Regions from separate parts of the Homo sapiens genome. Here region 2 is linked to region 1. A link is a loop called in an ENCODE intact Hi-C map of the cell type or tissue named here. Cell type or tissue: mammary epithelial cell. All regions are shown on one strand. Links, peaks and the distances in the headings refer to the core of each region. The heading gives the core; the rest is flanking DNA. Region 1 holds the start of LINC02413 (long intergenic non-protein coding RNA 2413). Region 2 overlaps CRADD (CARD and death domain containing adaptor protein).

Region 1 (11,959 bases), core at 3,086-8,085:
CTATCTAATCAGCTTCCAGCTCAACCAGAATAAAAGCAGGCGGAAGAACATGGAAAGACTAGACTGGCTAAATCTTCTGGCCTCCATCTTTTTCCTGTGCTGGATGCTTCCTGTCCTCAAACATCAGACTCCAAGTTCTTCAGCTTTTGGACTCTTGGACCTACACCAGTGGTTTGCCAGAGACTCTCGGGCCTTCAGCCACAGAGTGAGGGCAGCACTGTCAGCTTCCCTACTTTTGAGGTTTTGGGACTCAGACTGGCTTCAATTGCTCCTCAGCTTGCAGACAGCCTATTGTGGGACTTCACCTTGTGATGATGTAAGTCAATACTCCTTAATTAAATGCCCTTTAATACATACATCTATCCTATTAGTGCTGTCTCTCTAGAGAACCCTGAATAATACCTAGACTAATAAAGAAAAAAGAGAGATTCATATAAATACGAGCAGAAATGTCAAAGGGGACACTACCACCTAATCCAAAGAAATAGAAAAACCCCTCAGTTTTTGTTCATAGAGGTGTTCACAATAGTCAGAACTATTATGAAATAAAAGGCATCCAAATAGGTAGGGAGGAAGTCAAACTATCTCTCTTCATAGGCAATGTGATTCTTTATCTAGAAAACCCCATAGCCTCTGCCCAAAGGCTACCAGAACTGATAAACAACTTCAATAAAGTTTCAGGATACAGAATCAATGTACAAAAATCATTAGTATTTCTATGCAACAATAACATCCAAGCTGAGATCCAAATCAAAAACATAATCCCATTCACAATAGACACAGACACACAGACACACACACACACACAGAGACACACGTATAACCAATACCCAGGAATACCATAGCTAACTAGGAAGGTGAAGAATCTCTACAACAAGAATTACAAAACACTGTGAAAGAAATCGGAGATGACATAAACAAATGGAAAAACATTCCATGCTCATGGATAAGAAGATTCAATGTTCTTAAAATGGCCATATTGCCCAAAGCAATTTATAGATTAAATGCTATTCAATATATAAATGTTTATATATTCATTGTTATTTTTCACAGAATTAGAAAAAAAACATTCTAAAAGCCATATGCAACCAAAGAAGAAGCTGAATAGCCAAAGCAATCGTAAGCAAAAAAAAAAACAAAAAAAAAACAAAGCTGGAGGAATCACATTACTCGACTTCAAACTATACTACAAGGCTACAATAATCAAAATAGCATGGTAATGGTACAAAACCAGACACATAGACCAATGGAACAAATTAGAGAACCTAGAAATATAGCCATATCCCTTCAACCATCTGATCTGCAACAAAGTCTACAAAAACAAGCAATGAAGAAAAGTCTCCTTATTCAATAAGTGGTGCTAGGATAACTGGCTAGCCATATGCAGAAGATTGAAACTGGACCCCTTTTTTTCACCATATACAAAAATCAACTCAAGATGTATTAAAGACTTAAATGTAAAACCTAAAGCTATAAAAGCCCTAGAAGAAAACCTAGGAAATACCATTCTAGACATAGGTCCTGGTAAAGTTTTCATGATGAAGACATCAAAAACATTTGCAACAAAACGAAAAACTGACAAACAGGACCTAATAAGTTAGAGAGCTTCTGCACAGCAAAACAAACAAACAATGGAGTAAACAGAAAACCTACAGAATGGGAGAAAATATTTGCAAACGATGCCTGTGACAAAGGTCTAATATGCGAATCTATAGGAAACACTATACACATATTAAGCAAAAAAATCAACAATCCCATTAAAAAGTGGGCAAAGGACATGAACAGACACTTTTCAAAAGAAGATATCCAACAAACATATGAAAAGATGCTCAACATCACGAATCATTACATAAATGCAAATCAAAATAAAAATGAGATACTGTCTCACACCAGTCAGAACGGGTATTAAAATAGTCAAAAAATAGGCTGGGTGTGGTGGCTCAAGTCTGTAATCTTAGCACTTTGGGAGGTTGAGGAGGGCAGATCGCTTGAGCTCAGGAGTTCAAGACCAGCCTGGGCAACAGGGCAAAACCCCGTCTCTACAAAAAATATTTAAAAATTAGCCAGGCATGGTCATGCCTGCCTGTAGCCCCAGCTACAGGCACGTAAGGTGGGAGGCCAAGGTGGGAGTATCACTTGAGCCTCAGAGGTGAAGGCTGCAGTGAGCTGAGATTGCACCACTGCACTCCAGCCTGGGTGAGAGTGAGCCCCTGTCTCAAAAAAAAAAAACAAAAAAACAAAAAAACAAAAAAAAACAAAAAAACAAAAACAAAACAAAAAACAGCTGGGTGCAGAGGCTCATGCCTGTAATCCTAGCACTTTGGGAGGCCAAGGCAGGTGGATCACCTGAGGTTAAGAGTTTGAGACAAGCCTGGCCAACATGGTGAAACCCTGTCTCTACTAAAAATACAAAAATTAGCTGGACGTGGTAGAGCACACCTGTAGTCCCAGCTACTCAGGAGGCTGAAGTAGGAGAATTGCTTGAATCTGGGAGGCAGACGTTGCAGTGAGCGGAGATCATGCCACTGCACTCCAGCCTGGGCGACACAGCAAGACTCCGTCTCAAAAATAATAATAATAATAATAATAACATGCTGGTGAGGCTGTGGAGAAAAGGGAATGCTTACACAGTGCTGTTAGGACTATAAATTAGTTCAGCCACTGTGGAAACCTGTTTGGTGATTTCTCAAATAATTTAAAACAGAACTACCCTTCAACTTAACAATTGCATTATTGGGTATATACCCAAAGAAAATAAATCATTCTATCATAAAGACACACACATGCATATGTTCATTGCAGCACTATTCACAATAGCAAAGACATGGAATCAACCTAAATGCCCATCAATGGTAGACTAGATAAAGAGGTGGTACATATACAGCATGAAATACTTTGCAGCCATAAAAAATAATGAGAGCATGTTCTTTGTAGAAGCTGTAGGTCGTTATCCTAAATGAGCTAATGTAGGAACAGAAAACCAAATACCACATGTTCTCACTTACAAGTGGGAGCTAAACACTGAGTACACATGGACACAAAGAAGAAAACAATAGGCACTGGAGTCTACTTGAGGGTGCAGGGTGGGAGGAGGGTGAAGATAGAAAAACTAACCATCAGGTACTATGCTTATCACCCGAGTGACGAAATCATATATACAACAAAACCCCGTGACATGTATTTACCTATATAATAAATCTGCGCATGTAGCTCTGAACTTAAAAGTTTAAAAACACAAAACAGCCGGGCACGGTGGCTCATGCCTGTAATCCTAGCACTTTGTTAGGCCAACGCAGGCAGATCTCTTGAGGTCAGGAGTTCAAGACCAGCCTGGCCAACATGGTGAAACCCTGTCTCTACTAGAAATACAAAAAGTAGCCAGGCATGGTTGTGGATGCCTGTAATCCCAGCTACTCGGGAGGCTGAGGCAGGAGAATTGCTTGAACTCGAGAGGCAAAGGTTGCAGTGATCCAAGATGGCACCATTGCACTCCAACCTGGGCGACAGAGCAAGACTCCATCTCAAAAAAAAAAAAAAAACAAAAACCAAAAACCAAAAATAACAACAACAACAAAAAAACATCTGATGTATCTCTCAGAAAGCAATATTCCATTTATGTTTCAGGACTGGATTTCTCTATGGGCTTATTGGTGTATATGGGAGACAGAGCACGTTCTAATAAATATTGTCAATATTTGCTTACAACAAATTTCTTTCTTCTTTTTTAAAATTTTCTTTATTTTAGTTTGAAAAAAAATAGAGATGGGGTCTCACTAGGTTGTCCAGGCTGAGCTTGAACTTCTGAGCTCAAGTGATCCTCTTGCCTTGGTTTCCCAAAGTGCTAGGATTATAGGCATGAGTCATTGTACCTAGTATCTCTCTCTCTCTCTTTTTTTTTTTTTTAAATAAAATAGAGACAGAGGCTAGGTGCGGTGGCTCATGCCTGTAATCCCAGCACTTTGGGAGGCTGAGGCAGGCAGATGACGAGGTCAGAAGTTCAAGACCAGCCTGGACGACATGACAAAACCCTGTCTCTACTGAAAATACAAAAATTAGCTGGGCATGGTGGCACATGCCTGTAGTCCCAGCTACTCAGGAGGCTGAGGCAGGAGAACCGCTTGAACTCGGGAAGCAGAGGTTGCAGTGAGCCGAGATCACACCATTGCACTCTAGCCTGGGTGACAGAGCGAGACTCTATCTCAAAAAATAAATAAATAAATAATAGAGACAGAGTATGACTATGTTGCCTAGGCTGTTCTTTAACTCCTGGTCTTAAGCAATCCTCCTGCCTTGCCCCTGCTAAAATGTTGGGATCACAGGTGAAGCCACCATGTCCAGCCTTTTTTTTTTTTTTTTTTTTTTTTGCTTTCTCTCTCTCTCTCTCTTTCATAAATTAGAGATGGAGTCTCACTATATTGCCCAGGCTAGTCTCAAATTCCTGGCCTTAAGTGATCCTCCCACCTCGTAATCTACTTTTTGGGGACTAATGAGGTGTAGCCAAAATACAACATGTGGGAGGCAGTAAATGTAGAGATTAGGAGTAGATTTGGCAAGCCAGACTGCTGTGGTCACACCCCAGCACAGAATTTATGAATCCGGCTCCTCTCCATTCAAATCTCTGCCAAAAATCACCTCCTTCTGGAGGCCCACCATGACTATTCTATTTAATACAGCTTACCCCACTGCCCTATCACTCTCTACACCATTCTCATTTTATTATGCTCAGAGTATCTATTATTCTCCGAAGAAGCATTTCTTGAAATCTAGCTGGTAATCTTCTTTCCTTATTAGAATGTAAGCTCCATGAGAGCAGGGATCTCTCTGTATCAGAATCTGTATTGTGCTTGGTAGGTAGTTGACTCAATAAACATTTCTGAGTGAATGAATATATTATATGGAAATTGAAGAATACAAGCTTCTCCACATAAGCACGTGGCAGAAAAGACAAAAAGAGAGGTAGAGAAAAAGACTCTCTTTTTATTTAAGCTTCCCTCCCCTGTTGAAATCCACTACTCCAAAAAAGGGAGACACTGACCAAAACAGAAACAAAAGAAACTAATTCTTGGTTTTTATGCTTCCTGATAATTTAAGGGATTTTCATAGATAGGTTTGACAAATGCAATTTTTTTGCCTTAGGCACTGGCACTAGAAACTATTAATAAACAAGATTGGCCTACAGAGGGTGCTAGTTCTCTTCAAAAAAGTAAAAGAAGTGCATGCGCTTTTCCACTGGGTCTGGGAAAGAGTTTACAAAACAAGCAGAGACACAGCTTAGTAACAACTAATGAAACGTCTAAATTGCCACATTTTGCTTCATAAAAAAAAAAAAAGGAGGAATCTGTGAAAGTGCCAGAGGCATTCAAAGACGTCCCCTGAGGAAAAGAATTGGCATCATTTTTCAAATGCAAAGAGAAGCTAAGCTAAGAGAAGCATCCATTTAAAAAGTTTTTTTAGTTCTTATTTTTGATAGAGAAGGGGTATCACTATGTTGACTGGCCTGATTTTGAACTCGGAGGCTCAAAGGATCCTCTGCCCCTCAGAGTGCTTGGATTGCAGGTGTGAGCTACCAAGAGAGGCATCCAGAAGTTGAAAAGACTGAATCTGTTGTGAAACAGAAGACCCAGGTCGGGGGAAGTTGTTGCCAGCCCTGGAGGGAGGAGAGGTGACAGGCCTCTGCCACATTCCACCCCCACTTCATGCTGGGACATGGGGACCTGGAGACCTAGTGTGAGATGCCTGTAGACTCTGTAACTGGAGGAGTGTTCTGACAGCTGTGTTTCCTGAAACTGAGTCTTGGTTTCAGAGTTCAGCAAGGGATATGCATGGTGGTGGTAGCGTTGGGACAGAAGCGGGGCACTACTTGAGAGTTTTGAAATATGTAATTTGTCACAGCAAGGACAAGGGCAAGTGAGCCTGGCAGGAGGGAGGAGCCTCTTCAAAGTCTGGATCTGCAAAAAAAATCTTCAGAAGAGGAAATGAAACAAATAAGCGAGTTCTTAAAAAAGCTTTTGAGCTCTCTAAATGAGCAATAGTTGAGGCAGCTTTGATAGTCCAAAGCTAACCTCAAGGCTGGGATTCTTTTATTTATTTATTTATTTATTTATTTATTTATTTATTTATTTATTTATTATTTTGTAGAGATGGGAAGGGGAGGGGTCTCACTATGTTGCCCAGCCTGGTCTTAAACTCCAGGCCTCAAGCAGTCCTCCAGCCTTGGCCTCCCAAAGTGTTGGAATTACAGGCATGAGCCACTGTGCCAGGAAAAGGTTAAGAGTCCTTTTTTTTTTTTTTTTTTTAACTTCAAGGCTGAGATTCTTAATCCTAGTACTCTAGACGTCATATTCCAGTGATCAGATGCAGAATCCATAAGTGCTCTGACAGGTCTTATCATTATGTGTGGTGTTTTCACTTAGTGAGTGCCCTTGTTTTGTCAGTTCAAGGTGGCTTGCTTAGTTACTTTATTGTAATGTTCAATGGCTAAACTTTAAACAAAAATCAATAAAGGGCAAGGAATGAGTTTGCAAAAACTATCAGCCACTTCCCTCAATTTAATTGTAAAATCAATCAAATCTGTTTTTTGGCACAGTGCAAGGAAAACATCTATTTGTCCAATAAACTGTCTCATTGATTAAATGGTTCATTTGGAAGAGATAACAAAAGTCTAAGATTTTAATCTCAAGGAAAAATGTATCTTGCAAACATGTTTTCAAGATCCTGAGATCATATTATTTTCCTTTAAGGATTTGCTTCATCCCAGGTGTTCATCTAATCCTACTTTTGCTATTTTTAATCATTATTCATCTATGTAAAATGGAAAATCTATTTAGATGCTTAAAAGTCAACGTAAGCTCACAAACCTGAATTTCAGCAACTAAAAAGGGAGAAGTAATAATGATTCAGTTCTTACTGGGAGCTACTTTATACACTATTTTATTTGGACCTCATAACAACTATATGAGAGAGAACTGTGCACTCTCTGCCAGGGGTTAGGGTTAACATAAAGCCAAAACCCAGGCAGGTCACGAAAATGAGCAAAGCAGGCCAGTTATGAGTGCTGTCACCTTACAAGGAGGTGGAAACAATGTTTCCGGATCCTGTTTCTTAAGAGAAGCCAAAAGATTTACGTAAAGTCTCCTGATTTTTTTTCAATGGTGGTAATTGATTAAAATAAATATTTCCAATACTGTATGTACTGAATAAAGAAAATTTGGGGCTGACCCTGGCCCAGCAACTGCCACTTAGCAATGTCTGGTATTGAAGTGAAAATAAGGCTCAGGGCTGGGCACGGTGGCTCATGCCTGTAATCCTAGCACTTTAGGAGGCCATGGTGGGCAGATTGCTTGAACCCAGGAGTTCCAGACTAGCCTGGGCAACATGATGAAATCCTGTCTCTACAAAAAGTACCAAAAAAAATCAGCCAAGCATGGTGGCAGGCACCTGTAGTCTCAGCTACTTGGGAGGCTGAGGTGGGAGGATTGCTTGAGTCCAGGAGGCCGAGGTTGCAGTGAGCTGAGATTACACTACTACACTTCTGCCTGGGCAACAGAGCAAGACTCTGTCTCAAAAAGAAAAGGCTCAGGAAGGTGACATCACTATGCTAATTCAAGGAGGAATGAAAGAGTGACCTCATGGGACAGTAGATCAGAGAATGTTCTACCTGGTGGCCAGCCTATTTGTGGGGAGGGGTCCCTAAGAAGAGGCTGTATGCTGGCTTGGGTTATGGAGGGCCAAAGCTCAGGGGCCTGGGGGAAGGAGAGAAGCTTAACCAAAGTTTGGCTAACAGGCATTTTGTTCTGATTGATCAGTGGTGACAAGCAGTTCAGCTAGTCATTTAGGAGGTCAAAAACAGAAGACTGGAAGATCCCTATCTAGTTTTGTCATCAGTAGACAAAGGGGCACTCATGAAACTTGTCTAAGTCATACGGGGAAGGGTGGCCCCTTGCAGTAAGTCATTTTCCAGAACGTAAAAGGGCAATGGGCTTTCTTAACCTTCAGGTAAAATTCCACTTTGTCAAAACATAAGCATGATGTAGACAAAGGTTGAGAGTGAGATCAGGCTTATTGCCCAGTCTTAAGCCATTTAAACCCAAGGTGGACTTTCCCCTCAGGAAAGAAGGGAAGGAAAGAAGCTAGGAAGGCCCTGGCTAGGTTCTGTGTGGGTTGGGGAATGTGAATCCTGATGGAGCAGCCTAAAGAAGTCAAGCAGTCCTGTAGCAGCAGCCGTGGGGGAGGTTCCTCCTGGGAGTGGAGGAGGGCGAGTGCTGCAGGTCCATCAGTGGAAATGGGAATGGACCATTAGGCGGAGAAGACTTATCGAAGCTGCGAAGTCCAAGATCAAGGTGCCAGCAGATTCTGTTCCTGGTGAAGGCTATCTTCCTGTTTTGCAGGTGGCTACCTTCTCGCTGTGTCCTCATATGGTGGAGAGTGAGACTTCATCTAAAAAGAAAAAAAAAAACCCACTCCGGACATAGTGACTGTAGCTGGGTCTTGGACTGCAAGAAGACCATCCTGGTGAGAAGATCTTGACCACAGGTGATATTCACCTTGGATAAAAAACATTCTGATAATTCAGAATGTTTGTGCAAATAAGATTTCTAACCCAGTTCTATGGAGGTATAATTTATATATGGTAAAATTCACCTCTTTAGGTATTCAGTTTATGAATTTTGAGAAATGCAATCACCAGCCACTACAGTGAAGATTCAGAACATTTCCATCACCCCAGAAAGCCTCCTAGTGACCCTTTGGAGTCAGTCCCCTCCCCTCAGCCTGAGCTCCTGGTGACCAGTGATCTGATTTCTATCCATGTACTTCTCCCTTTTCCAGAGCATCACCTGAGTGGAACCGCACAGTATTCCACCACAGTATTTTGCATCCGACTTCTTTTCCTTGGCATGTGCTTTTGAGATTCATCCTTTGCTGTTATATTATCAGTGGTTTGTTCCTTTTTGTGGAGAGTATTTTATTGTTTGGATATACCACAGTGTGTTTATTAGTTTATCGCCAGTAGATGGACATTTGTATTGTTTCCTGTTTCTGGCTGTTAGGAATAAAGTTAATATAAATATAAAAAAAAAAAAACCCAATAAAACAAGAAGCTAGAAAGTTGCTAGTTTTCAGTAGAGGGGGACAGGCTGCTGTAGAAGCTCAGGACTGCTCTGCTTTTGGCACCCAAAGGTGAGAGTGTTTTGCTGAAGGCAGCAGCTGTGAGGAGTGACAACTCCACCAAAGTCAAGGAAGCAGGTGTAGAACAGGCAGGTCATAGGTGGCAATCTGTGGTCCTAAAATACCCTGGAAAAGACCGGGAGCCCTTACAGGATTGAGAAACCAAGAGAAAATGTGGGGCAAAAAAATTCCTCAGGTTTCATTCACAGTCATCCCCACAGCCATCTTAAGTCATCAAGAAAGATTCGGAAAAGCTCCGAGAATCAGCAGATGGGGGCTAGTGCAAAATAATACTTTTTGTCTTAATTATTAGTAATCTCAATCCCTCACTCAATTCTTAGGTTGATGCCTGGGAGGTAATATTTACTACCTTGCATTTCCATAAATGGTGACCTTTTTTATATGGATGTTGGACACCAGGGAATGCTCTTAAGTTAACTGCATTTCATCAGATCCCCCTACTATTTAAATTGATCTTATTTCTATCATTTCACCTCAAGATTTATTGTTCTTATCTTACATTCTAAAGAACTGAGGGCTGTCTTTGAAGTGGATATGAAAAGTTTCACCTCAGTCTACCAATATATCATTGAAAGTTTAAAATAACAAATACAAGAACAAAAATACTCTCCACTTGTCCAAGCATCCCAGGAGGTCTCTGTATTGTTTAAATTACTTCTGAGTTTAAATTGCAATTGCTCTAGTAAATTAGCTAACATCTGCTGTCTGCCTGATGATGAAGACCACCCTACTAGAAACCAAATACACTCTTTGCTTGAGTCATTTATTTACTATCCAGGACAACACTGACTCACAGCAGTATAATATGAGCCACATTTTATTTTAAATGTTGTAATAGTAACCACATTTTAAAAAGTGGGAACAGATAAAATTAATTTAATAATACATATTTAGCTCAGTTTATCAAAAGTATAATTTCAATACATAATCAATATAAAAATTATTATTATTATTTTGAGATGGGATCTTGCTCTGGCACCCAGGCTGGAGTGCAGTGGAGCTCACTGTAACCTCAACCTCCTGGGCTCAAATGATCCTTCTGTCTCAGCCTCCTGAATAGCTGGGACCACAGGCACACATCACAATCCTGGCTAATTTTTTAATTCAACTTTTCTTTTCTTTTTTGAAATGGAATTTCACTCTTGTTGCCTAGGCTGGAGTGCAATAGCACAATCTCAGCTCACCGCAACCTCCACCCCCCGGGTTCAAGCAATTCTCCTGCCTCAGCCTCCTGAGTAGCTGGGATTACAGGCATGAGCCACCACTCCTGGCTAATTTTGTATTTTTAGTAGAGACGGGGTTTCTCCATGTTGATCAGGCTGGTCTCGAACTCCCAACCTCAGGTGATCCGCCCACCTTGGCCTCACAAAGTGCTGGGATTACAGGTGTGAGCCACCGTGCCTGGCCTTATTTAACTTTTTAATTTAATTTTTTATTAATTATTTTTTTATTTAATTATTTTATTTAGAAATTTTTATGTAGAGATGAGGTCTCACTATGTTGCCCAGACTGGTCTCTAACTCCTGACCTCAAGTGATCCTTCTGCCTCAACCTTCCAAAGTGCTGGGATCATAGGTATGAGCCACCACACTCAGCCAATACAAAAATTATTAATGAGATATTTTATATTCTTTTGTCTTCATACTAAGTCTTCAAAATTATGTGTGTATTATAATCTTATAGCACATCTCAATTTGGACCTGCTACTGAAGGAGATTAGCCACCCCAAAATATGCCACTTTGGCAAAACGATTATTTTGAGCTGAAAGCAATTATGAATTAACAGACGCTGGAAGGAGGTCTCTGCCCTCTCCTTATCTGCCTAAAATCAGAGCATAAACTTCCCTTGGTGCAGGTCCCCTCTCCAACCCTCCCCTGCCAGGAAAGGAAGAATGACTATTATCATTGGAGAGGAGGAGTCAACACTGAGATGAGTTTGCACAAACAGAACTTACTAAAATAACCTTTACCTTCCATTGGTTCTCTCATCATTTTGTAGTTACTTCCCTATGATTTACCATCCTTTGAAGCCCAAACTCTTTTCTCTTTGTTAAAATGGTATATAAGCCCTCAAGTCTAACTGCTTCTTTGAGTTTCACTTCTATTATGTGAACTCCCATGCACATAACTATTAATAAACATTGTGTGCCTTTTCTCTTATTAATCTGTCTTTTGTTAGTTTAATTTATTTAACTTAAGAAGATGGAGGAAAAGTTTTTCTTCCCCATCACTACATTTCAAGTGCTTAATAGCCACATAAAGCTAGTGGCTATATATTAGACAATGCAGGTCTAGGAGAATATGTAGCATAAATCATTTCTAATCTACACTTTATTTTTTTTTCTTATGCAAAACCTATTTTTGTCAGTACTTTTTCCATGGTTGCAGAAAATCAGCATAAACAGTGTTACATTTTAGCAGCTACCAGCAATTAGTAACGTAATGGAGTCTGTAATACTTTAGTTTTATATTCTTGAAGGTTTCAGAGCATGAGAAAAAGACCAGTCCTTTCCCAAATTTCTTCGTACTTTGGTCCTGAAAAAGCTATTACTAATAGTTCTGCAAAGTGAAAAAAAGTAAATCTCAATTTAAAAATTACACGTGGTTTTAAAAACAAATAAATACAAAACGAGACTATATCAAAAAGCCAGGCACGGTGGCTCAAACCTGTAATCCCAGCACTTTGGGAGGCTGAGGTGGGTGGATCATGAGGTCAGTTGTTCAAGACCAGCCTGGCCAACATGGTGAAACCCCATCTCTACTAAAGATACAA
Region 2 (11,959 bases), core at 3,763-8,762, 780 kb after region 1:
GACTCTAATGTGAGTTTAGATTTGGTCTGATTACACTGGGAAGCTTTGGAAGAGAATGATAGACTCAGCTTTTCATTCTTTAAAAGGTTGCTTTGAGGCTGTGTGTAGTGTGAAGGGTACACGGGGGAGAAGGGGAAAGGGTGTCTTCAGGAGGACCAGTTAGGAGGCTCTAGTGGTGGTTTGAGTGAGAGATGATGATGGTGGCTTAAACAAGGCTGGCAGTGAGGACAACTGGGAGAAGTGGTCACTTTCAGGAAGTGAGGAATGAGATTAAGAGAGAAATCAAGGATGACTCGTTGTTTGGGGACCAGAACAATTGGGTGGGTGGAGTGGCCATTTATAGAATTAGGGACGACGAAAGGAAGGTGGTACAGGTGGGAGGAGGATCTGCAGACCTGGGATGTCATCTCATTCCCATTATCCTGGGCTCCTAGAAGACACAGCTCACACTTCCTACAACTCTTTAAGTTCATACCTCTATTATAGCACTAGTAGGCTGCACATTGCCTAATATGGACTCTCTGCCTTATTTTCAGCAAAATTCACTGTGTGACCAAATTGGTATTATGAGCACTAGTTTCATTTCATGACAAATAGGAATAGAGAGAAAATTCTCAATAATTTTCCCAGCTTTAATTCTCTGTTGCTCAGCATGCTTTGAGCCCTGATGGATTTCTTTCGATTTTTCAGAAGAATCCTGCCTATGCTTTAATATAAAGGAGGATGAATACGGCAGATTCAGAAAATTGTGGTGTCAAAGGATGAGCTTTGCTTTCCTGCCATCTTCTGTGCTTTGTTTCCTTCCAACCTTAAAGGAAATACTACCCTACTTCAATAAAAAACTAAAACAAAGATTCAACTCAGCAGAAGGAAGAGCCCAATAAGCTTAAAATAAATTTGCAAAGGCTAATAACTGGAAACCTTTTTTAAGCTAAATAAAAGCCTTGTGTTTAAAGTGATAGTCTGCCTTTTCTGGTCTGCATCATGATAGCTTCTAAATAAAGAAAACGGGCCGATGTTGTGAGTAATTGCAGCTGCTACTCTGGGGGTTACATCAGGCAAGTGATTTGTCAATAAGAATTTATTGTCTTCATTTCTGGGATGAGGCTGAGGGCAATAAGGAATTCAGAAGGCTGCTTCCTTGTCTTTAAGGGGTTTGTAGTCCATTGGAGAGATATGTCTGGCTTTCTTGAACCAGTTAACAAACAGTTACATTAGATGTAATTGGAAGCTAACTTATAGAGATGAGGGCAGTAGACATTAAAAGAAAGGAGAGGTCAGGCAGGAAAAGCCATGAGGTCAGTAAAGGCCTCATGGGCAATAGGGCTTGCCTGGCAAATATTTGGCTGAGGCAAGTTGGAAGTTGAGCTGGACCTTAAATGATATAGAGACCTTTATTTACCGTTATGTGCTAATAGTTAAAATTTACTTATTTGGGACTGCTAACATATGCTCAAGTTAAAAATGCCAAAGGTCTCCTTTCTATTCCTGCCCCCAGTCCCTCAGTTTCCCTTTCCAGAAGCAGTGCTATGACTCCTTTCCTACAAACCCTTCCAGATACAGTATCAAACTTTTTTTTTTTACATATATAGCATTTCTTATTTTTTTATTTGTAAAATTTGTCCTTTTCCAAGTGCTAAAACAGTAAAGAACAGGTAAGCTAAATAAAACAAAAACAAGTCAACTTCCCTGTGGGGAGGCTAGAACAGTGCTGGTCTCATTGACTAGTGGGGAGCAGTACATGAATGAGGTTTGCTTTTCCTAAGATATTTGCCTTCTCATTGATTGGAGTATTGGTGGCTAAAACGTAAGCAACTCTGAACCCTCTAGCACTTACAGAATGGTGATAATATTGTGTTGAGTGCTATACTATGCTAGAACTTCACATCTGTTTTCTCACATCTCTGTAAGGTGAGCCTTTCCCTCCCTTGACAGATGACGAGGCTGGAACTCAGGCTAAGTTAGCCTGTTGTAGGCCAGACAGCAAATAGGAGGTAGAGCTGACTTCTGACCTGACCTTTTCCTACCATATTATGCTACCCCTCTGGATCTAAAGCTCTTGGTTCTGTATTTCTAGTATCATTGTTGCTGTTTTCTTTTATGGCTTTACATACTGAGTCCTTGGTATGAACTTGGGGTGACCCAAGAGAAAAAAGTGAGTGGAAACTAACTTCCTCTCTATTAAAAAAAAATCTGCTCAAAGGAGAAGGGCAAATTCACAGCTCAGTTTCAGGGGGCTGCAAGTCAAGTCAATATTTTCTTCTTTTTTTTTTTCATGTGGATAAACTGCCTCCCTCATTTTGAGTTTTCGAATCTGAAATAATGAGAGTCTAATGAATAACAAATATATACCTCTTTTTCTTCTTTTAATTCTTATTAGCATTTTGGATTCAAGTCTAGAAATTCCTCTTCATTTTTTTTTCTTTTTTGTCTAACATTTCTTTTGAATAAAGAGTATTACCTACTTTTAAATGCAAAAAATGGAAAATTGGGAAGACATTGTCTTCTTGCTTTTTGCAGAGGCAACATTTTTATTAGTGTGCATATGTGTAAGTTTGGCCCCAGGCTGTGCTCACAATCCCCAAGCCCCTGGCAGAAGGGGACTCCAGGGTCCCCCCATCTCAGGGATGACATGTGGGTCAGTATAGTGTCAGGATGGTGATGATCCACTGGCTCTGAAACCACAGAAATGTTCATCAGTGTCTGCTGCCGCCTACCTGTGGCCTTCTTGTTAAATGAGAGAAATAAACCCGATTTCTTTTGGTTGTTCTATCATTCCTGCAGCCCAGAAACAAAGAGAGGGTATGACTGGTTCAGGGAATTTTATTCAGTCTGGTGGGCAGACAGAATGTGAAGAGCCAGCCAGGGTCCCAAGATGATGCTGGAGCCATTAGCACGGCTTACATTTTCAAAGGTCTTGTAAATCACATTATGGTTTTAGGATGTTTTTCCTGGGCAGTTATTTTAATCAGGGGATCAGACATGATCAACTTTTTTTTTTTTTTTTTTGCTTAAGAACGATCACTCTGGCTGCTCTGTGAGCAGTGAATTGGAAGTGACAAGACTAGGGGCAGGGAGACCTGTTTGGAGGCTATCGCACTAACCCTGGTGAGAGGTGGCCATGGCAGAGTTGCTGGAGGGAAGGGGGAGAATTCTAGAAATGTTTAGGGATACAAGAGAACAGGGCTTGATGTGGGAGATGAGAGAGAAGGAGGACTTTAGGGTAACTTCAACATTTCTTGTTTGTGCAGCTGGTTGGTTGGTGGCGCTTTTTGGTTGACAAAGGGTATACAGAGGATGATTTCTTAGTCCTCTTATTGATAGATTTTAATACAATAAAGTCATCTCGAAGTTTCAGATACATTTCTTCATGCTCTTTCTAGGTTTTTCTTTCTTTTACATGTTTCATGGGTGGGGGAGGGTTTAAGAGTCTCAATTGCTCTGGAAATTGACCTTCCTGCTAGGGAAGAGATGGTGGTATCCTTATGACAGTTTTCTTCCAAATTGTGGAACGCTTTGTGGTATTTAGTAATCATATTTTTGGTTTTTTTTTTTTGTCTACAGGGAGTGGAATTACTTTCATAGAAATATATAAAAATTCATTTTTTCTCTCCTAATTTTTTTTTGTGATACATTTTTCTGTAAGGAGGAATTATAGGACTTAACTTTCTATGAGTGTGGTAAAGAGGATAAATACCTCTGTATCCTCTTTATATAAATGAAAGGCATCTATCCAGTTTTGAATTATTTGGGGAAAAAAATCCCATGGAGGAATGAACTCGAGATAATTAAATTTCTCCAATTCAGAAACTCTGAATTTTTTTTTTTTCTTATTAGGAAAGTGGTTGAGATATGGCTGAATGGAAATTTAAAATCTTGAGCATGGTTATACATCAGAAACGTAACATGTAGTCTAGGTCCATTCCAGAGAGCAAAAAAGACTCAATATTTTTGACATTATTAATGAATAGATTGATGCATTTGTTATGCCTGCAGAGAAACATTATTTTATCACGAGTTGCCTGCAGCTCAGAGAGTAAAGGGCTTTTGGAAGAGTTATTCAGAGAGAGGTCAAGGGGGAGTTACTGGTTTTTTGTTTTTACAAGGAAGTTTTAGTAAATCATATTAATAGTAATAATAATAATGATGATGGTGTACATTTGCATAGCACTTGGCAGTTTACACTGCTCTTTAGAGTGCGGGATCCACGCAGCTCTCTGTGAAGTAAGCATTTTATAGGTGCCAAAACAGATTCACAAAGTGTACCTGAGGTCATCTGTTTCCTGGAGCTGTAATTTTTCCCAATAATCAGTAATATTCCCCATGCATTACAATGGTATCCACAATGCAGCTGTGTGGGGAGAAGGTAAGCCTCTTTATTGAGGGTGAGAGGGCATGAACCGGCTCCTGGGTGCGCCCTCCTAGGATTGAGTTAGAGTTTGCAATATTAAAAGCACAACTCCAGTCACACCTGTGGATGGTAACAAGATGCTAGACTGAGCACGATAGGCTATTTCTCATTTTTTTTTCCTAGTAAAATTTATTTGTTCTTTGTTCTCATGTCTTCTGTTAGCATTCTTTGGAAAGGCATTAGTTAGTGCCACAGGTTTTAGAAAAAAACTAAGGGAAAAATACTAAAGCTGAGAATGTTTTATTAAGTTTTTTTTTTTCTGTGAATTAGTAAAAGACTGTCATGTATGATTTTAGCAGAATACCTTGATCCAGATTGAGGAACTCCAACCAGTAATCCTGGGAGGCATAATTTAAGAACCGCTAACAGAAGCATTTTGAAAGTGATTGAAATTGACATTCCTTAAAAAGGTAGTTTATTGCCTTCTGAGGAACATTTGTTTAGCTCTTTAAATTATTCATATTTGAAGGGAAAGCATTCTACAAGAAATCTTATTTTTGAGATATAGCTGGTAAATATGGAAAACTCAAAACGCCTGCCTGTTCTACTTGTCATCGTTCATCCTCTGACAGCTTACACCAGTCAAGTTACTAAGTCTCTGGTTATTTTTGAGACTCTTTCTCCCCAAGCGTTCCTTAGTGAATCTTAAGATTCTGGGATTTAGCTTAGCAGACAGGCTGTGCCACCATGCAGTGTCTTCTTTGGCCCTCCCTGCCCCATTGCAATGTCTTTTACTACACCTTATTTAGCCAAAAATGTGCAGTCCTTTAGTGATGAGAATGTAATAATGGAATACTTAAAGTAATTAAAGATACTGCTTTTTCTGATTGAAACAAAAGCTAATAGACTTCCAATTGTCACCTGTCACAGTGTACTTTTTTGGAGTTGCCCTTTGAGCTGTGTTATCTGATTTGAACTTTTCAAGCTTCCTCTGGCCACACTGGGATTTTTCTCTGGCTATGCCCTGCAGTCCCTTTACTGAATTGGCAGTGCTCCTAATGCTTTTCTCTAGCTTTCATTTGACCTTCAGTAGAGGTTAAAATTAACTTCAAGGTGAAACTGGTCCTCGTGATTGGTCGATTGCTTCTCTTTCTTGAGCACTGCACCCATTTCAGAAGACAGATGGTTTTAGTATTAATGGCATCAACCATCCTTTGCTGGAAGATAAAGAGTCAGACTTTCTATTTGGAATGTAAGCTCCTTGAGGGCACTGAGCTTGTTTATTCAACCTTCTATTCCTAGTGCCTAGAACAGTGCCCAGAACACTGTAGAAGAAGATGTGTTGATTAAAGGAATGAAACTTTCCTATAGGGACTCTCAAGAGATAGCTGGCCTAACTTAGAATAGAAATGTGTGTGCCAAGGACTCGTGGTTTCAAGAAACAGATACTCAAGTGGGTGTGGACACATTTCCAGGATGTTCTCCCTCTCACATGTACCCAACCAGACCCTCGGGCCTTGTCCTTTCTGTCTGGTTCTAGGGAAAAAGCCCATTGCCTGTGCTTTCTAAAATAATAAATCTCACATTCACAAAGGATCTGGTTTCTGCATGTTTTTCTGCATGTTCCAAGCTCCAGCCATGTGCAAGTGATATTAACAAATTTATTTATGATTTGTTCGTATCCTCCTCCTTCCAGAGATTGGTTGAAATATTAAACTGTTCATTTCTATTCTTCACTTCCTTTAAGCCTTAATTGGAGCCACTTCTTCTATTGGATAAACGCCTTCCCTGGTTGGCCTCGTTTCTCTCAGGTCCCTTGTTTCACTTTGTGTTTCCTCAGTTGCCAGTAGGCTGTGCTGTGATGCTTTGCATTTATTTGGTTATATCATGTATACATTTATTCTGTGTCCTCTATTAGATACTCTTGTCGTTTTTTAAGCTAACATTCATTGAGGTTTATTGTGTGTCAGGTCCTGTGTTTAGGGCTTTGGATCCTAAATTATCACATTAATTTTCACAGCAACTGTTTGCAGTAGGTGGCATTATCCCCATTTTACAGATGAGAAACCTAAGTTTTAGAGGAGAGACACACCCAAGGATGTACACCTAGTAAATGGCAGAGCTGGGGTTTGAATCTTTATGCATTTAATTTAAAAGCCTGAATCATCACATTTCACACCCTCTTAGAGGAAGGCAGGGTTCATGCCATCTGCTTCCTCCAACCACCACCACTCTTCAGCAGTATACCACAGAATGCTGTAAGCTTCTTATGACCTGAAAAGATGTATTTTAAATGCAATCAATACAAGTCTTCTGAAGAAATACACACAAGCAAATTCAATTCAACACCACCAAAAACTCCTTCAATTAAGATAAACCAGTATTGACATTTTGGAGTATATCTTTCCTTGTTTCTTTTGCAAAGAATTAAGTATATACATTGGAAACACTCTTAAGGCTTAATGCATTCTGCTAATAAATTTCTCCTTCTTAGAACCAAAGTTGTGTGCTCACTAAGAGCCATTTGTTTTTTTCTTAGTACTGTTTATGCCAATCGAACTTACTGTAATTCTGTAATCTAATTAGATATTACGTAAACCAATGAAATATGAGTATAAAAATAGAGTTGTTGCCACTAAAATTAGGTTGAATGCTTTAGCAAAATGTGATAAAAACAAATCTCTAAAACAATTGCTCTAGAATTCAGAGTAGGTGGAACAACTGAAAGATTTGAAAATAAATGTTAAAAGTCACAAAGGATTCAACATTCATATTGCTTCACAAGTGTATTTAAATTTTTGTTTCATGTTAAAGAAATTGAAACTGAAAATAGAGAAGAAGATGGATTATGGATATGATTTATGCAGGAAAGATTATGTGGAATTCTAGCCAGCAAATACTCAAGTCCTCAGTGTTAAAGTTAAAATAAAATGTTTTAGGCAGCAGGTGGTTTTTTTTTTTTTATGAATCCTCACTTTCACTAGCTTTTGAAATTAAGCAATTAACTTCTGATCCTAAATGTGTTAGATAAGAATGCTTCTACTCTATATATCTCAAAAAAGAATAACATAATTTGCTAAGCAGCTTTTTTCATGTAATATATCATGAACATGTTTTCAAGCCAATAAATATGGATTAAAACATTTTCTGGCAATATAACGTACATGCAGAAAAGTACACAGATCCTAAGTGTACAACTCAGTTTATGATCACAAAGTGAACACATCCATTTACTGCCCTCTACTTAGGTCAAGCAACAATATTCCCAGTACCCCCAGAAGCCTCCCATGGCCTCCTCCTCCCCACCAGAGATAATAGCTACTTTGAATCTAACATTATAATGTTTGTTTTGGAACTTTACGTAAATGAAATGTCTGTAGTTTTTGATTTTTTTACTTACTTTACTCAATATTTGTTTGTGAGATTCATCCATGTTTTTCACATGTATTATTTGTTTATTCATTCTCATTGCAGTTTATTATTTCATGTGAAAGAAGATACCATAATATTTACTCATTCTGTTGTTTTTGTTATATACTTTATTTATTTTTTTTTTTGGAGACAGGGTCTTACTCTGTTGCCAAAGCTGGAGTGCAGTGGCACAATCTCAGCTCACTGCAATCCCACCTCCCAGGTTCAAGTGATCCTCCCCCAAGTTAGCCGCCTGAGTAGCTGGGACTACAGGTATGCGTCACCATGCCTGGCTATTATTTTTGCATTTTTTGTAGAGGTGGGGTTTCTCCACGTTGCCCAGGCTAGTTTCGAACTTCTGGGCTCAAGTGATCCACTCGCCCCGCCCTCCCAAAATGCTGAGATTAAAGGCATGAGCCACCACTCTTGGCCCACCATTCTATTGTTGATGGCCATTGGGGTTGTTTCCAGTTGCGGGCTATTATGAAAAATGTTGCTATGAACATTCTTGTACATGTCTTTTGGCATACGTGTGCAGTTTTAAAGTTGTTCATTTGTTTATATGCCTTAGGAATGGAATTGGCAGGTGATAGGATATGTGTATGTTCAGCTTTAGGGAATACTGTGAAAGTGGTTGCACAAATCTACAATCCCATCATCAATTTATGTGAGTTACTGTTGTTCCTTATCTTTGGCAACACTTGGTTTGGTCTGTCTTAACTGGTTTTATCCAAACTGGTAGGCTTGTTATAGTCTCTTGTGATTTTAATTTGCATTTTCCTGTTGGCTAATGAGCACATTTTCATATGTTTATTGACCATTTGGATGTCTTTTGGGTGGGCATGTTGAAGTATTTGTTTAGTATTTGTCTCTTGCCTACTTTTCCATAGAACTGTCAGACATTTTCTCATTTATTTGTACTTATATATTCTAGATGTAAGTTCCTTTGTTGGTTATATGTGTCAGCAATGTCTTCTTCCACTCTGTGGCTTGCCTTTATTGCTCTCTTAGTAGGGTTAATGGAGCTTCCCAATTTTAATGTTGTCCAACTTACCAATCTTTCTCTTTGTTGTTAGTACTTTTTGAGGCTTGTTCAAGAATCTTCACTTATGCCGAAGGTCATGAAGATATCCTCCTATGTTATCTTTTTTTTTTTTTTTTTGAGACGGAGTCTCGCTCTGTGGCCCAGGTGGGAGTGCAGTGGCGCAATCTCGGCTCACTGCAAGCTCCGCCTCCCGGGTTCACGCCATTCTCCTGCCTCAGCCTCCCGAGTAGCTGGGACTACAGGCGCCCGCCATCACGCCCGGCTAATTTTTTTTGTATTTTTAGTAGAGACGGGGTTTCACCGTGTTAGCCAGGATGGTCTCGATCTCCTGACCTCGTGATCCGCCCGCCTCGGCCTCCCAAAGTGCTGGGATTACAAGCGTGAGCCACCGCGCCCGGCCCCCTCCTATGTTATCTTTTATCAACTTTATTCTTTTACCTTTCACATTTAGATCTACAATCCACATGGAATTAATTTTTGTGTATGTTGAAAAGTTAGGGTTAAGTTTCATTTTATGCTACATTAATATCCAGTTGCTCAAACAGCACTTACCAAAAAGACCATCCATTCCCCATTGCTCTGCCATACAGCCTGTTCCATAACATAAATCAAATATCCATATATGAATGGGTCCAGCTGTGGACTCCTTATTCTCTTCCACTGGTGTATTTCCCTTGAGCTAATAACACATACTTTGATTACTGTAGCTTAGTAGACTGAGGACTACATCTTCTTCTTTTCACCAGTTCCTGGAGATTCTTGGTTATTCTTGATCCTTCACATTTCCAAATGAAAAGATTAGAACAGCTTAGAACAGCTTGTCAATTTCCACAAATACACACAGAGACACACTCAGATTTGCAGAGATTTTTAATGAGATTGTTTTAAATCTATAGATCAATTGCTTTTACAATCAAATCTCTAAGAGAATTGATGTCTTTGCAATATTGAATCTTCCTCTTTGTACATAGAGTATCTTTCCATTTATTTGTGTTTTCTATAATTCATTGAAAGTTTTATGTTTTAGTTATTTATCTTCAACATAATTCTTTCCAATGGCTATAGAATATTTTTTGGTTAACATAAAAATTTATTAATTAATCTCCTTGTGTTGTAAACCTAGGTTGTTTCTGTTTTGTTTCATTGTTGTAAATAATGTGATTATGAACATTCACAAGTATACATATTTTAGTGCCTTTCTGTCTCCTTGGAATTGACTCCTGAAACTGGAATTTCTGGAACATACAGCTTGCACCTTCATATTCCCCAGTGAGTTCTATCATTTTAAACTCTCTCCCAGAGTTATAATAGGTTCCACTCTTGTGAACCTGGAGAATAACTCACTGTATTTTCCATTTGAATTTTTTAATTACTATTGACAGTGAACTAGTTTTCATCTGGCCATTTGTAGTTCTTTTGTGAATAGCCTTTTCATGGCTTTTGCTCAGTGTTTTTATATTTTCCTATTACTTAATAATTGCTCTTTCTATACCACATATAACCCCTTGTCACGTGTATTTACAAAATATGTCTGTGTGATAAATGAATTAACCAGTATACGTTTGTTACTGGAGTGGAACTTTACAGAAGAGCACAAAAAGAAAACCTTGTTAAGCCTGTTGGAAATGTGATTATTCCCTGAATGTTTATGTCCTTTGCACATTTAGGAATATCATAGCAATAATGAACTTAGTAGTAGGGACAATCAGCAACTAAATGAAGTAGAAGACAGATAATATAATTGCATGGGAAGAACATAGAAATTAGATCCAGAAAACTGGGTTCTAGACATGACCTCACTGCTCTTTACCTCCATGATCTTGATTAAACCATATATTCTCTCTGAGTCTTAATATCTTCATCTGTATAGTGGGTGCACTTATACTTATTTATCTTCCAGGTCTAAGATGAGATCATATATGAAAAGCAATAGTGCAAACAGTGAAAGTTATACCATAGAAATTATAATGCCAACAAATATAGTGTAAGTGTGGCAAGTTGAATGTATGCTTTATTTAAATTATCGTCTTTTGAGGTAACCTAATTTATAAAATATTCAGCCTAATGGCCATCATTCTGAGTCTGTGGTTTGTGAGTTTGTACTAATTTGCATGACTCCTTTTAAAAAGAAATGGTTTGTTGTTTGAAAAAATCAAGTTGACATCCTTTGTGACTGTTCAGAGTGTGTTTGTGGTTTATTGGCTTCTAGGGCATTAGGTTTCTGTCTCCCATATTGACAGTCTTTATGAGCTCGTTAGCCACTGTTCTGGTAAAAGCCATTTTGATCTGTGATGAGGGCACTACATTAAAAGAGTATTGAAGTTGGAAATCTATATTTTGGTTCTTTCATTAGAATGTGCCCTTTACAAAAGAGGCAATATGAATTTGCATTGCAAAGGATTGCTTATTTCTTTTTAGAACTCTTGAAGTCAGGTAATTTAATTATGTCTATGCCATAGCCTTTTATCTTCCTCTGCAAAGAAACTCTCTCTTCTGACACCTCATATTGGAAGCCGGTCTTCTTATCCCCAGAATTAATTAACATGCAAATACTTGTCTAGAGATATGGGAACAGTGCTTTTTCAATTAGCATTTAAATATCACTCTTAATGATGTTAGATTGACTCTTTTAAGGGAAAATTAAAATAGTATAGTCATCTCTGGATTATTTCCTAGAGCATATTATTGATATTTCTGAAGATATGGGCTTAGTAGGAGCTTTTATCTTCTACTGTTCACAGACTGATTGAGTCAGATCCAGGGTTGGACTGGACAGCAAAGCCTGGTTCTGGCCTTCCTTTGCCTCTGGTTTCCTAGCTAGGCCTGCTGATCGTGCCCTGCACTGCTTCTCAGTAGCAAGTGTATTTATGTAGGAGCGGCACCTGCAGGAACTGTTTGCAACTGGGAAGGGTACCCAGAAGCAAGGAGGGAAGTATAGAGGAGCTTTGGTAGCAATCATCTCCCAAAAAATAAAGAAGATGAACTTTGGAGTTAGAGATGCATAGGTTCAAATGTTGCCTGTGCCACTTTGAAGCAGTATGATGTTGAGCAAGTTACTTCCCTTCACTGAGACTCAATTTCCTCATCTGTAAAATATAAATAGTAATATTTACCAGTCAGGTTGTTAAGAGGGTTAAACATGACAGTATATA

What was found. Peaks named below come from ENCODE experiments on the same cell type or tissue, not always from the same donor. Only the 100,000 strongest peaks of a DNase experiment are listed, where the experiment ranks them.
Region 2: it touches region 1 in a loop (6-fold over the local background); 3 of 110 quality-filtered maps call a loop at or near these places.

The regions. Positions count from the first base shown.
Region 1 is chr12:92,982,300-92,994,258 of GRCh38, forward strand. LINC02413 (long intergenic non-protein coding RNA 2413) reads left to right here and starts at 8,446. Exons shown (of 4, transcript XR_945212.3): 1 at 8,446-8,511. RefSeq lists an enhancer at 5,941-5,990. In mammary epithelial cell, for the core only: a CTCF peak has its summit at 5,183 (motif pointing right); a DNase peak (open chromatin) is centred at 5,212.
Region 2 is chr12:93,761,190-93,773,148 of GRCh38, forward strand. The region is part of intron 2 of CRADD (CARD and death domain containing adaptor protein); the gene reads left to right. Among named protein-coding and RNA genes, the nearest start is that of CRADD-AS1, 29 kb to the left of the region's middle. In mammary epithelial cell, for the core only: a CTCF peak has its summit at 6,193; a DNase peak (open chromatin) is centred at 6,202.